Regions from separate parts of the Homo sapiens genome. Here region 2 is linked to region 1. The links are chromatin contacts, found by Hi-C or POLR2A ChIA-PET in ENCODE. All regions are on one chromosome and are shown on one strand. Each heading gives the region's core, a stretch centred on a gene start or an enhancer-like site at or near the end of the contact. The rest is flanking DNA. Distances are from core to core; before and after follow the strand shown. Region 1 overlaps SGMS1 (sphingomyelin synthase 1). Region 2 overlaps SGMS1 (sphingomyelin synthase 1).

Region 1 (6,725 bases), core at 2,449-4,948:
CACCACCACACCTAGCTAATTTTTGTATTTTGAGTAGAGATGGGGTTTCACCATGTTGGCTAGGATGGTCTCGATCTCTTGACTTCGTGATCCACCCGCCTCGGCCTCCCAAAGTGCTGGGATTACAGGCATGAGCCACCACGCCAGGCCAAGCTTAAATTCTTAATGGGCTGATTCACAGATACCACTCTATGACCACAGGATCTAGGTGTTAAGATGGAAACTTGACTCTTCTGAACATCAGCTCTAGAGTCTGAGATGCTCTCACACCTCTGATTCAGCCACTTTTGGGGGAGAGGGGCCAAGCTTGGCCTTTATGGCTGCTACCCAACCCCACTCAGACATGAATGTATTACGTCTCAGTGGGAATTTCCTAGGCAGAGCTTCAAACTAGACAAATGTAGTTAGTATTACTGTATTAGATTTCATTTTTATACATTCTTCTTCTTTACTATATTGATATCCCTTCTTGCTTCACATCCTTCAGTTCTTCCCCCACACATATCCACTCCTTGTAATCAAAATCCTCATTTCCAGCTGGGCACAGTGCTCATGCCTGTAATCCTAACACTTTGGGAGGCTGAAGTCGAAAGATCTCTTGAGCCCAGGAGTTTGAGACCAGCCTGGGCAACACACCAAGACCCCATCTCTACCAAAAATCAAAAATTAGTCAAAAATGGTGGTGCACGCGTATAGTCTCAGCTACTCAGGAGAATGAGGTGGGAGGATCCCTTGAACCCAGGAGATCAAGGCTGCAGTGAGCTGTGATTGTGCCACTGCATAAACAGTCAAGACCCTGTCTCAAAAAAATGAACAAAGAAACAAACAAACAAACAAAAAAAACCCATTTCCTTTTGAGGAATAAACCTATCAGAAATATTTAGATTTAAAATGATAGAATATATAATTATTGAGATTTTAAATGATTAGAACTACCAGGAATATTTGGAGTAAAGGGTCAACAAGGCACCTGTTAATAATCATGTTTTTATTGCTGTATTAAACTGCTTAATTACAAAAATAATTCTACATGCTCACAGAAAACATTTTATGTACAGCACTAAAGCTCTAAGAGGAAAAACTACCTAGAATTTCACTTCTCAAAGATAATCCAAGTGAATATTTTGATTAATGCCCTTCCAGGTCTCTCCTCCATGTTTACAAAGTTTCCTTATTGAAATCTTAATCTGTTTATTATAGCATGTTTTTCATACATTTTGTCCCATGTCATACTTTTCTTCATACATGAAAAATATGAAAAACATGCTATAATCATTGTCATCATTAAAAACATGCTATAATCATTGTCAAGATTATGCAATAGTCTATCATATAGGTGAATTATATTTATTCAATCCCCTTTTGGACATCATCTGGGTTGCTTCCAATGTTCAGCATTTAGGCATCCTCAGAGTGAAATCTCTGAATACATCACTAATCATTTCCTTAGAAGTTACTCTTAGAAGTAGAGTAACAGAGAGACAAAGGGTTGACACATTGCTTCTTGTTTGGTCCCCAGGCCTTCCAGGGAAAACAGCCCACTGAGTCATCTTAGCATTTGCATTTCTCTCAAGCTCCTTTGGCTGAATTTTCCCAGTCTGCATCTCTAACATGTCTAACTGAATGACTGATACATATCAATGCATATCCCAGGACCCTCTACTGATCTTGTTTGATCCTTAGTTCAAACCTTTGTTTTTTCCACACAGTAGCTTTCTGATCAACGGACAAAGTAACCTTTTCTCCAGAAAGTTTGGAGTATGGAGCCTGTACCTCCAAATCTCAAACCCTCCTACTGCTAAGACTACTCACCTGGGATGGTGTCAGAGATAAAATGTTGGGGTACTCAGCCCTCTACCCCATTTCATGATGCTAACACTTAATTTACTTAGCATCATCCTGTTTCTTTTCTTTTTTTTCTTTATATATATATATAGATATATATATATTTTATTATACTTTAAGTTCTAGGGTACATGTGCACAACGTGCAGGTTTGTTACATATGTATACATGTGCCATGTTGGTGTGCTGCACCCATTAACTCGTCATTTACATTAGGTATATCTCTTAATGCTATCCCTCCCCGCCACCCCCTGCCCGCCCCCATTCCACAACAGGCCCCGGTGTGTGATGTTCCCCATCCTGTTTCTTTTTGTGAAACCAAGGTTTCAGTGGGACTACATGCTGGTAGTTTTTGAAATAGGAATGTTGCCTGAGTGGAACAGTAGCTGCTTAGGATTATTCCCTAGGTCATAGAGCTTGTCTACATTGTACCGTCAGGAAGAATGAGGTTACAAAGCAGAATTCAAGAAGAGTGACACCTTCACTGTGAGAGCACAAAAGCCATCCAAGAAGATGGCTTCAACCATTTGCTTATTTACCCTACAAGTAACTAAGCTCAAACTGCATCTATTAAGCCATATGAATCCCATTACATATTAAATGTTTGGTCAGTTCTCAAGAAGGCACTGCTACTCAGGAGGCTGGGGCAGGAGGCTTGCTTGAGCCCAGCTATTCAAAGTTACAGTGAGCTATGATTATGCCACGGCACTCCAGCCTGGGCAACAGAGTGAGATCCTGCTCTGGAAATACAGAGATTAAACAAATAATAATAAGGTGCTGGATAAGATGCAGATAAAACCAAAGAGCTTATCAGGGGTGGGTGGGTGGGCTCACACCTGTAATCCCAGCACTTTGGGAGGCCGAGGCAGGCAGATCATGAGCTCAGGAGATCGAGACCATCATGGCTAACATGGTGAAACCCCGTCTCTACTAAAAATACAAAAAAATTAGCCGGGCGTGGTGGTGGGTGCCTGTAGTCCCAGCTACTCAGGAGGCTGAGGCAGGACAATGGCATGAACCCGGGAGGCGGAGCTTGCAGTGAGCCAAGATCATGCCACTGTACTACAGCCTGGGCTACTGAGTGAGACTCCATCTCAAAAAAAAAAAAAAAAAAAAGAGATAGCTTATCAGGGGTGCCTTCAGCATTCTGGACAGGACAATCCTTCATTAAGTGGGACCCTCCCACTCCCAACTACTGAAAGGTATTTAGCATCCCACACCCTCAGGACATTAAATCCTGATATACACACCCCTCATCATCATGACCACTGAAAATGTTCCCACACATTTCAAAACACCAGAGGAGAGGGATGACACCATTCCCCACTGACAACTTCTGTGTCTACTTAGTGGGATGGAATTCACATTCAGGAAATGACAGAAAACAATACTGATCTGGAGGTGGAACTGTGAGATAAAAGCTGTAAGTATCATTAAGTGGTCAAAGGCGATCCAAAAGAGTAGAGCAAGTTTTGATAAGAACAGGAGATGGAGACTTGTAACCTTCCCCAGAATCCAGTCCAGGGTTAAAGTCTGCCATGAAATGCCTTCTCATCAACACCCTGGATTTCCCCTACTTAAGCTGATTACATGAACTAATACAAGGAAACCACCGAACTCGGTGAGCAGCACATCCTACACACTTGGCAATGCCAACTTTTAAAACACAGGTATTGTTCCTGTCCTCCTGCTCAGGGCAAGCGTTCTTGCCATGTGGGCATCCAGGGAGGGCAGAACAGTGACAGCCCTGGTGAGCATGAAGGGCACTGCTGGCCTTCCCCTGCCGGGCTTCTCCAGAGGACTCAACCATAGGCCCCACCCATTCACTGCTGGACTGAGGAGATCTGACCCCTGTCTAGTTCCTTCCCGCCTGTGTCAGCTGTGGTCAAAGGGCCATTGTTCCCGGAAGGCCAGTGTGTTTTAGCCATCTAGGAACAATGCCCCTTGTTGATCCTCTGTGCTCCAGTTGAATAAGGTCATAGACTGTTTTCAACCTTAGTCACAATCAATATCATCACCTTTTATTGTATAGTGTTGGCATTGATATGTTTTCTGATAACATCTATATGCTCAGGTGAGACTGAAAAGGTCGGTGAATGAGCCATCTTTTATGGATCCTGTTCGAAATTTATTAATGACACAGTATACACTAAGTATTATATGGGACCTGATTCTCAAACTTATGGAGCTTATTTAAAGTACAAAGTGATCACTTTAAAATGCAGTTTTCTGGGCCTCTCAAATTCTGATTCAGTAAGTTGTGGGGGCATGAACCTGCAAATTAACCATCCCCACATGTTTCTGATACAGGTGATCCATGGGTATGCTTTGTGAAACACTGCCACAGAATGATAGTAAACTGAATTTAAAATGAGCATCTTCTTCTTGATGTTTTATATTCTATCTCCTTGAAATGGATCTTTCACTAGCAAAATAAACATTAAGTAAAAGTCCAATGGAAACAAGAAATCAACTTAATTATGAAAGAAAATTAGAGTCCCTGCTGTAAGGCTCATATATAGACATGATAAGCCTATGCAACTGAAAGTTTAATTTATGTGTATATAAAATTTACATTTTAGTCTGCATAAGAGAGTGGCTAAACAGAAAATGATTATTTATGTCAAAGCATACTGAATGTAATTATACAACCTTATATTTGAATATGCTCTACTAATTTTTCAGTATTTCTTACTTAATCTTCATGAAAGAATTATCTTATCTTACAATCTGATGACCTGTATTAGACTGGCATGAAAATTAAGGCATGAAAAGTTTATGCAACATGTTTAAAGGTCAATACAAGGACCTAAACATCCAGAAGGTGATGACATTTTCTGCTAGATTAGAAATGTCAAATAGGTTTCATGCCACATGCCAATTCACACAGACCAGTAGAGTACTAAGAAAGCCAGCCCAGGGGAAGGATGTGGTGATAAATTAGTAATAAATAGACTGGCTCGTCTGGCAGGTAAAAAAAAATGGTGGCATCTGTGCCACACCTCATGCTAGATATGCCAACTCTCAGAGTATTTAGCAGCACTTAAAATACTCACAATTACCACTACTCTCATTCTTTCACTCAACAAATATGAATAAGCATCCACTATATGCCAGCCACTAGACATATACCAACAGACTGCTATCAAGGGGGTCAATGTCATGCAATAAGGTGGTTTCTAACCTAAGGCTTTCTCTGACAAAATGAGATTTAAGGGGGAACTAAAGAAATAATTAAAGTCAACAATTTGAAAAAAGAGAGAGGAAAGTGGAAGTGAATGCTATCTCAGAGAAACCAAAACTAAGCCACCATGACTGGATTGAAGAGGGGGAACACGGAGGGCTGGGGATTAGTGGGCAACTGCCAGGTCATGCGAGTCACTAAGGTTATGAAATTATGATTTCAACTTAAGATCATGGGAAGTCATGGAAAAGTTGAGTCCTGCAGGTTTGTTTGTTTTTTGTTTTGGCTTTTAGGGGAAGGAGGTGAATTACCAGATTTCCATTTCATAAAGAGGGTGGAAAAGAGTCACAGTGAGTATGAATAGCAACTGCAGTCACCCAGGTGACTGGACCAGGAGGGTGGATTTGAGATACTTTTTGGAGGCAGAATCAACAGAAACTTGGTTTGGGAAAGAATACAGGGGATGACAGCATGGAAGACCAAGATTCAGCTCTGATTGAAGTGCTTCAGATACATTCAATTAGAAACTCCACAAGGCAACAGGACCAACCAGCGTTGGAGACCTTGGGAAAGGACTTTTGAAAATGTGGGGGTTTCAGGCACAGAAAAAGGTAAGATCCAAACAAAACACTAATTCTTTATCTTCTATTTTCCGATTCTAGTTAAGTTTTATAATACTTATGCTGTTATACTCATGAAGACTTAATCCAGTAGAGATGTTACCATGTAAGTCTCTGGTTTTCTAAATTATAGCACTTACTGCAACTTTTTACCTCTCAAAGCAACTTAATTCAAGCAACCATAAAACTCCTATTGAAAATGTTTCTTAAGGAGTACTGTACATTACTGCCTTGTATGGTATACCAACATAATTTCATCTTTCATTGACTATCTAATACATCATGTGACTCAACATCTGTATGAGGGGCATTAATTTTACCATCCAGGCTCTGTCTTCATGATGACTCGAGCTCTTCCCTGAAGGCCCCCTTCCTGTGTGAATGGCAAACACCTAGCTCAGCTTGCCAGGTCATCTTGCCATACTCAAAGCCCACAGAGAGTGGTTGTTAAGCTGCCCCACTTGGAGACAAGACCAGGGATGGGGCCAAGATCCTCGAAAATGGAATAAAAATGCTGGCCCCTGGCTGAGCCACCCACTCTGGGAGATGTTTGGGAAGGAAAAGGGGTTGTTTTGAGTTTAATCAAGAGAACCAGGGTGGAGCCTCCAGAAGTTACAATTAGCACCAAATTGCAGGGTTCATGCACTTTTAAAAAAAGGATTTTTATTCCTGGAGCCAAAGTTTTCTTTTCTGTTAAAATACAACCTCCTAGGAAGAAGGCACTAAAACCTCTGCCAGTTACTTCCACTTCGAGGAGCATGTTTGATTTTTTTCCTGCCAACAAGTTTTAATGGAATAGATGAGTATGCTGGTGTCTAGAAGGGGAAGAGGCTGCATGTCCCACTCTTTTGCCTAAAATCACCGTGGCAGGAACCATTATCTTTTCTTAAAATCCTCCACCAAAGCCACCACCACTAGCATCAGATTCTCATGACACACAGCTTTGAAGCTACAGCAACCAAATTAGACCTTCTCATGGGGGAAAAGAAACTGAACACAGTCACACTCTGTGACTCCCACTTTTCGTTCTTCAAAGACTTCTACGGCATAAAATACATGGAAACAAAATTTTCCAGG
Region 2 (6,725 bases), core at 2,530-5,029, 66 kb after region 1:
ATTTCAGGAATTTTTGTGATTTTGGATTATTTGCATATACCTAATGAGATATTTTGGGAATGGGACCCAAGTCTACCCATTAAATTCATTTATGTCTCCTATCCACCTTCTACATATAGCCTGAAGGTAATTTTATATGCGATATTTTTAATAACATTGTGCATGCAACAAAGTTTTGACTGTGTTTTGACTGCAACCCATCACATGAGGTCAGGTGTGAAATTTTCCACTTGTGGAGTCATATTAGTGCTCAAAAAGTTTTGGATTTTGGAGCATTGCAGATTTGGGATTTTCAGATTTGGGATGCTCAACCAATACCCATTCTCTGGACACTTTATTCTTCTCCTGATACTCGCCTCTGATAACAGAGTTCAGGTAACTCTGAATCACCTTGTTTTAATCTCTCCAAACACTGTTCCCACTGCTGAGCTGTCAATCAATGATCCTGTCAGCCTAGAAAACCCTGCCCCATCTCTGCTTCTTCAAGTTCATTCCAATGCCTACTTCCAATAACCAGCCACTCTGTGGCTCTGCAAATGCAGGGAGAATGTTCTGCTTCCCACAGGAGCTACTTCTGAATTCACCTGTCCTACCTTATGTCATAGCATTTAAAGTTCTTTCAGGGTAGTCCTTATTTAACTCAGTCCTTATTTAACTAACACTTGTGTCACTGGCTGAACCAAGCATGATACTTCTCCCTGTTCAATATCTTTTTGTGTGTTATATCAGGGGAAGAAGGGAGAAGAAGGCTACTGGAGAAGATGCACAGTGTTTATTTGGAGCCTGCCTACTAAACACTTATCAGGCACTCTCCTAGGCATGAGAGGGCAATGACTGAGACAGCAAGGTCCCTGAACTTACACTGAAAATGTGATGTTTATTTTTCTAAATAAATAAATATGCACACATACATAAAGCAAACACATCAAAAAGTTAACATTTGATAAAACTGGAAGCTGGATATATATGCATTTATTGTATTATTCTCAGTAGGTTCCTGAACATTTAAAATATTTTAACAATAAAAAAATTTGTAATGAGAAGAAAATAAACATAAAGCCTCTACTCTCTGTGGAAAGAACTGCTTTGTCAGACTAACTTATTTCCAAAGTGCCAGGATAGAGAAAATTTTACAGTGATCTATTTTGTTTTTAACATCATGCTCCACAGCAGACAAAACAATCAGGAGAAAAGGTGAAAATGAACGAGTTTAGACAATGGAATTCAATTCAGCAACACAATGAGGTTCTCAGCCAGTCTAGGCTGTCTTCATTTCCAACTCCTTATCCTCTGCAATGTTAAATGATAAAATAAAATACCAGAAAAACATAACCACATTCTAAAACCTTTTGCCTCTGAAGAGGAAGCCCTAATAATAACCACTACCATTTTATTCTACATCTACAGTGTGCTGGGGTCTTACAAACATGATCCCCTAATAAACCTGTAGGATGAGCTTTTTACAGATGAGGAAGTTAAGATTCAAACAACTTAAGTAATTTCCTCAACATCCATTGGTTCCATTGCTGGTGAGAGGCCGGAGCCCAGGCTGCGCACCACCAGGGCTGAACCGTGGGTAACAGAGCTAGCTTCCAAATCTCTCTCTGCCGAGAGTCAAACACCTTGGTTTTGTTTTCATTTAACCATGATGCACACCTCTCACTATCTGATACTCCTTCTCTTACTTATCGTAAACTTCTGGGCTCCCACAAAGGAGTGGATCTTACACAGAGAAAGCAGTCTCTAGTAGTAAATTCAGTAAATTTAAAAAACACACACACACAAAATCCAAGAAATCACAGTCTTGAGATACAGTATCAAAAACCGTACCTCCAAATGGTAACTCAAGGCAACAAAAAAATTGAGGGGTAAAAAACTAAATTGCACAACACACTGCAGTCATCAAAGAAACACTGCATGATTGTTTTAAATTGAACAGCCTTAACCTCTGAAGGGACCTTAATGTTGTAGTCAGCAACAAACCTGTGAAAAGAAAAAGAATTGGTAAAATCACTTTCTAATGTTATGTATCTTTAAACACTTGTGACTGTGAAGAGTGTACAAAATTTATCTTCCACATGTAGACAGAGGGGCAGGACAAGCTAGAGCATACATAAACAGGTTAAGATTTTATTATTTACTAAATTTTCAAAAATGTAGAATAACATTAAACTTGAAATACATGCCATTGTTTATTCTAGTAGGAGTTACATTAACCATTCTGGAAACAAAATATAGATCAGAAAATGAGAAAAGTCAGATTTAATCTAAACGTCAACATTTCTGACCCCTAGAGTTTATTCCTAAAATAGGGGCCTCAGTGCAAAAACGGCACTGTACACTTTGCTTTTCTATCACTTCCTCCTGCACAGTCTAAGCTCTGATGACAGCTCTCAGACAGTAAGGAAACTGCTGAGTCAAAACCACATAATCAGAGCCCTCCACCAGCTGGACCCTCATAAACCTGACACCCCACCCAAAAGAAAGCAAACTGGTCCCCCACATGAGCCTGCACGTAACAGGCTGCTCACCACCAGGGCTGAACCGTCGGTGAAATTTACATGTGCAACCCAAGCAGAGGTTCCAGGGACGGTGTCTAAAGAAGAACTATTAGGAAGATAAGAGAACCAGAACTGTAGAGAGCCACCAAAAATGCACAACATATAACAGACTCCAACAGCAAACAGGCAATTATTTGCCTAGACGTCTGATACAGTGCCAGGTTAGCTCACTGCACTTGAAATTTTAACGGCACAAAAGAACCGCAATTATCTTTTTTCCCAGAGACACATTTCTTTGATTACATCTTGCATGCTGAAATAAAAAATTTATTCAAACAGTTTCAAGGTTATTCTTTGGAATGGAGTATTTGACTGATTGCCAAATGTATAAATTATATGACTAAGTATTAAACATGTGTGTTTACTTTGTTCCAGAGGTCACCTATTTAAATCAAGGACTTAAAAAGTCCTCGATTGATCAACTCCACAAAAAAGAAGAAAGATTATTTATCCCTATAAATCTACACATACACCCATCAGTAAAAAGACCAAGACAGACTCCAAAAAAATGACTAAAAAGATCATACAAGAAATATAAATATAACACAATACACAATGCTGTCAGTAAACTCACCGATAAGCCTCCATCTTCAGATAGATCATGTGCCTTTAGAAAATGTGAGCAATGTAAACAAACAGATTTGACTGGCATTGTTTAAAACCACCAGTTAGTCACATTTGATTTTTATCAGGCCTATAACGGTACAAAACATTTCACTTCTGTTACTACAAAGCTGGAAGCTAATTTCAATTTCCTACATCTCCACAAAAAAGCACCTACAGACATGTCACTGCAAGATGCCCAGGCACCACAAAACCCCGGACCACTGCATGGAGTCAGTGGGGAGCATACTGCTCTATATTCTCCATTGGGCCTCCCCTACCACCCAGATTTGGGAAAAAATACAAATTAAAATCAAGGGAGCTTGCTGTGCAAACACAGCCTGTAGCTCAGAACCTCAGCCCCACTTCCAAACAGAATGTCATCCATAAACAGAAATTCCAGAGCTGCCACAGTGAGACAGGCTCACAGAGAAGCATACCACTGAAATAAATCATATCTGCATATCCAGTGAGCATTTAACCAGCTCAGAGTGAACTAAGGAACCAAACACTACTGCCAGATTTTCCCTCCTAAGGTACTGACAAGTAAGAGCTATCAGAGCAAAAGATATGAAAACACCGGCTGTTTTCCAACAACCCTGACAGGACTTGCTCAAGGTTGCTGCCAAGTTTGCTGGTGAGACTGCTCTGAAGTATTGTGAAACCACACTCTTGACCTCAGGCAGTACTAATACCTTCAACTAAACACTGTTCAAAGTGGTGGGTGTGTTTATAACTGTAAAGGCAGAATTTCCTTGACCACACAGTGATAAGGCACCCTCTAATAAAACTGATCACAAGAAGGCACATATTTTTATTTTCCTTTTTATTTATACAAATGTATGGGGTACATCTGCAATTTTGTTACATGCATAGATTGCATAGTGGTCAGGTCAGGGCTTTTAGGGTATCCATCCCTCAAATAATATACATCATACTCATTAACCAATTTCTCCTCATCCTCCCCACTTCAACCCCTTCACCCTTCTGAGTCTCCATTATCTATTGTTCCACTCTCTACATTCATGACAAGGAACATATTTTAAGAGACACCTTATTTTCTTTTAAAAAGAGTCTCTTGAAAGATGTTTGTCTTGAACAAATATTTGTACACCTGTGTTCACAGCAGCACTAACCACAACAGCAAAAGATAGAAGTAACCCAAGTGTCCAATGACAGATGAATGGATAAACAAAATGTGGTATATCCATACCATGGAATATTAAAAAGGAAGGAAATTCTGACACATGCTACAATATGCGTGAACTCTGAAAACATTATGCTAAGTAAATCAAGCCAAATACTAAATAGTTCCACTTATATGAGGTACATAGTCAAATTCGCATATACAGAAAGTAGAACAGTGGTTTTCCAGGGGCTAGGGGTAAGAAACAATGGGAATGATTGTTTCATGGGCATAGAGTTTCAGCTTGGGATGAGGAAGTCATTCTGGAGATGGATGGTGGAGATGGTTGCACAACAATTTGAAGGTACTTAATGCCACTGAACTGTATACTTAAAAATTGTTAAAATGGTACATTTTGTGTATGTGTATTTTACTATAATCAAAAAAGATGTTTGTACTTGTTTAAAGTATAGATTTGGAATAGTAGAAATATTTTAAAACTATAAAAATACAACATATATTTCTATGCATATTTAAGAATCTACCAAAGTTGTCTTCAGCTTCCACACTTGGCGAAAATCTGACCTTCAGTCTCAGTCTGGAAAGCTAAAGAGCAGGATGCATTCTTCAAATGTCACTTCTGGCATCCTTGAACTGATGTATGATCAATGATTGCATCACCGTGTAAGTAAACATCACAACAGCATGACGTCAGTGATATGAACAAGGCATTATATTTGAATATCTGCTGTTAGTATCCAAAGACTCATTTTCAAATGTCGGTGAACATTCCAGATGTATCCTAGAATCTCCTGCATCCATCAGCAAACTATATGACACTCAAGATTTTGTCACGTACTTACCAAAGATGTTCAAAGATGGAATGTCTGGTTATTATATAACAAAGCTCAGCTCTAGCATTGTACTTTTTTTTTTTTTTTTTGAAACAAGGTCTCACTCCATCACCCAGGCTGAAGTGCAGTGCCATAATCACAGCTCGCTGCAGTCTCAACTTCTTGGGCTTAGGTGATCCTCCCACCTCAGCCTCCCAAGTAGCTGGGACTACAGATGCACACCACCACACCCAGGTAATTTTTTTTTTTTTTTTTGGTAGAGATATGGTTCTGCTATCTTGTCAAGGCTGGTCTCAAACTCCTGGGCTCAAACGATCCACCCACCTCGGCCTCCCAAAGTGCTAGGATTACATGTATGAGCCACTGTACCTGGCCTAGCATTGTACTTTGTGTATAACAGCATTGACATGGCAAGTCTACTAACAATATTAAAGAGCATGCTTACTAACAGTCAATGGTTGCTTGCAGGGAAAGCAGTCAATTGTTGAAAACTGAGGGTACCTTGAGAGGGCAAACATTTGTCACATATTACCTCTGCAAAGATTCTTCTGTCATTCTTCTCCAGGGAAGATATTGAAATTAGTGTGCAGGCAGTGAAAGCTAAGATGCAGATGGAGATTCCAAAACAGCTCTGTTATCTTGAAAGCCAATTTCATTTCTCTACAGCCACACTTTTAGAGCCAAAGCTTAAGGATGCATTTTTCTCTCAACTGGTTGTGTGAAGCAGCAAGTGAGTACAAAAATATCAGGGAAAAATGTGTAGAAGGACAACAATTTCACTTCTGCTTCTGAGATTATCCAGATATATTCTCCTTCAAACAGTGCACAAAGCTGGGGTTAGGAAATACTAAAATGAAACCACATCATCATTGCCAAGAAAATCTTCAGGTCCAGGAGTCACAGAGAAGACAAGTCAGTTATATGACAAAAGATTAATAAGTTGGAAAGAAACTACCACTCATATTGTATTACATGGACAGAGCCAGCAAAAATAATAATATAAAAACAAACTAAACAAATAAGTAAAGGCCTTGCTCCTCCCTCCTCCAACTCAGATCAAAGTCAACATCCACCCAGTATCACAAACATTAACAGCACTGATCGTATATGCTAAGAAATCAAGTCCCTGTACCACAATGCCAAATTCTATTTTAATAACAAAACTGTAATAATGTTTATAAAATGTCAAACTTGTACTTGTATCCCAGAAGTCCATTCTAGGACAGCAAGATTTAGCTTTGGCAATACTATTCCTTTCAGCATTCCACCTTTCAGCATTTGATCAAAATGTGCATTTGGTGAACATCTAATATTTATAGAAAATAGATCAGAGAGATATACACCAAAATGATAACAGCAGTTATCTATGTGTAATAGGGTTATTACTATTATTTTAACTTATACATTTTCTAAATAAAGGAGGAAGAGCAAGAGGGGAAAGAGAAGGAAAAGGGTAAGAGAAGAGGAGGAAGAGAAATAAGAAAAAGAAAAGTTGTCCTTGAAAGAAAACCCATCTGGCTAAAAGGCTAGTGCAGAGCAGCCTTGGGCGGTCAGCACAGGCTGTACACCACAAGATTTCAG

The links. Hi-C counts contacts between places; a loop is a spot of excess contacts on that map. ChIA-PET counts read pairs that join two places held with the same protein, here RNA polymerase II (POLR2A). Pooled maps may share reads with other maps.
Region 2: a loop to region 1 is called in a pooled map, with 2.3 times the contacts of the local background. The contact joins two enhancer-like sites. A Hi-C loop is called at or near these places in 15 of 168 maps with a recorded cell type or tissue (CD8-positive, alpha-beta T cell, GM12878, IMR-90 and 12 more), 4 of 37 single-sample maps with no recorded cell type and 11 of 50 pooled maps. POLR2A ChIA-PET finds 5 or more read pairs at or near these places in 6 of 52 experiments (AG04450, K562, MCF 10A and 3 more).

What each region holds. Positions count from the first base shown.
Region 1 is chr10:50,535,518-50,542,242 of GRCh38, forward strand. The region is part of intron 2 of SGMS1 (sphingomyelin synthase 1); the gene reads right to left. Among named protein-coding and RNA genes, the nearest start is that of SGMS1, 85 kb to the right of the region's middle. RefSeq lists a silencer at 3,032-3,326 and an enhancer at 3,319-3,528. Within about 2 kb of position 3,699, at least 5 of the 41 ENCODE cell types and tissues checked have a DNase peak (open chromatin) inside an H3K27ac peak, as active enhancers do.
Region 2 is chr10:50,601,764-50,608,488 of GRCh38, forward strand. The region is part of intron 1 of SGMS1 (sphingomyelin synthase 1); the gene reads right to left. Among named protein-coding and RNA genes, the nearest start is that of SGMS1, 19 kb to the right of the region's middle. Within about 2 kb of position 3,780, at least 19 of the 41 ENCODE cell types and tissues checked have a DNase peak (open chromatin) inside an H3K27ac peak, as active enhancers do.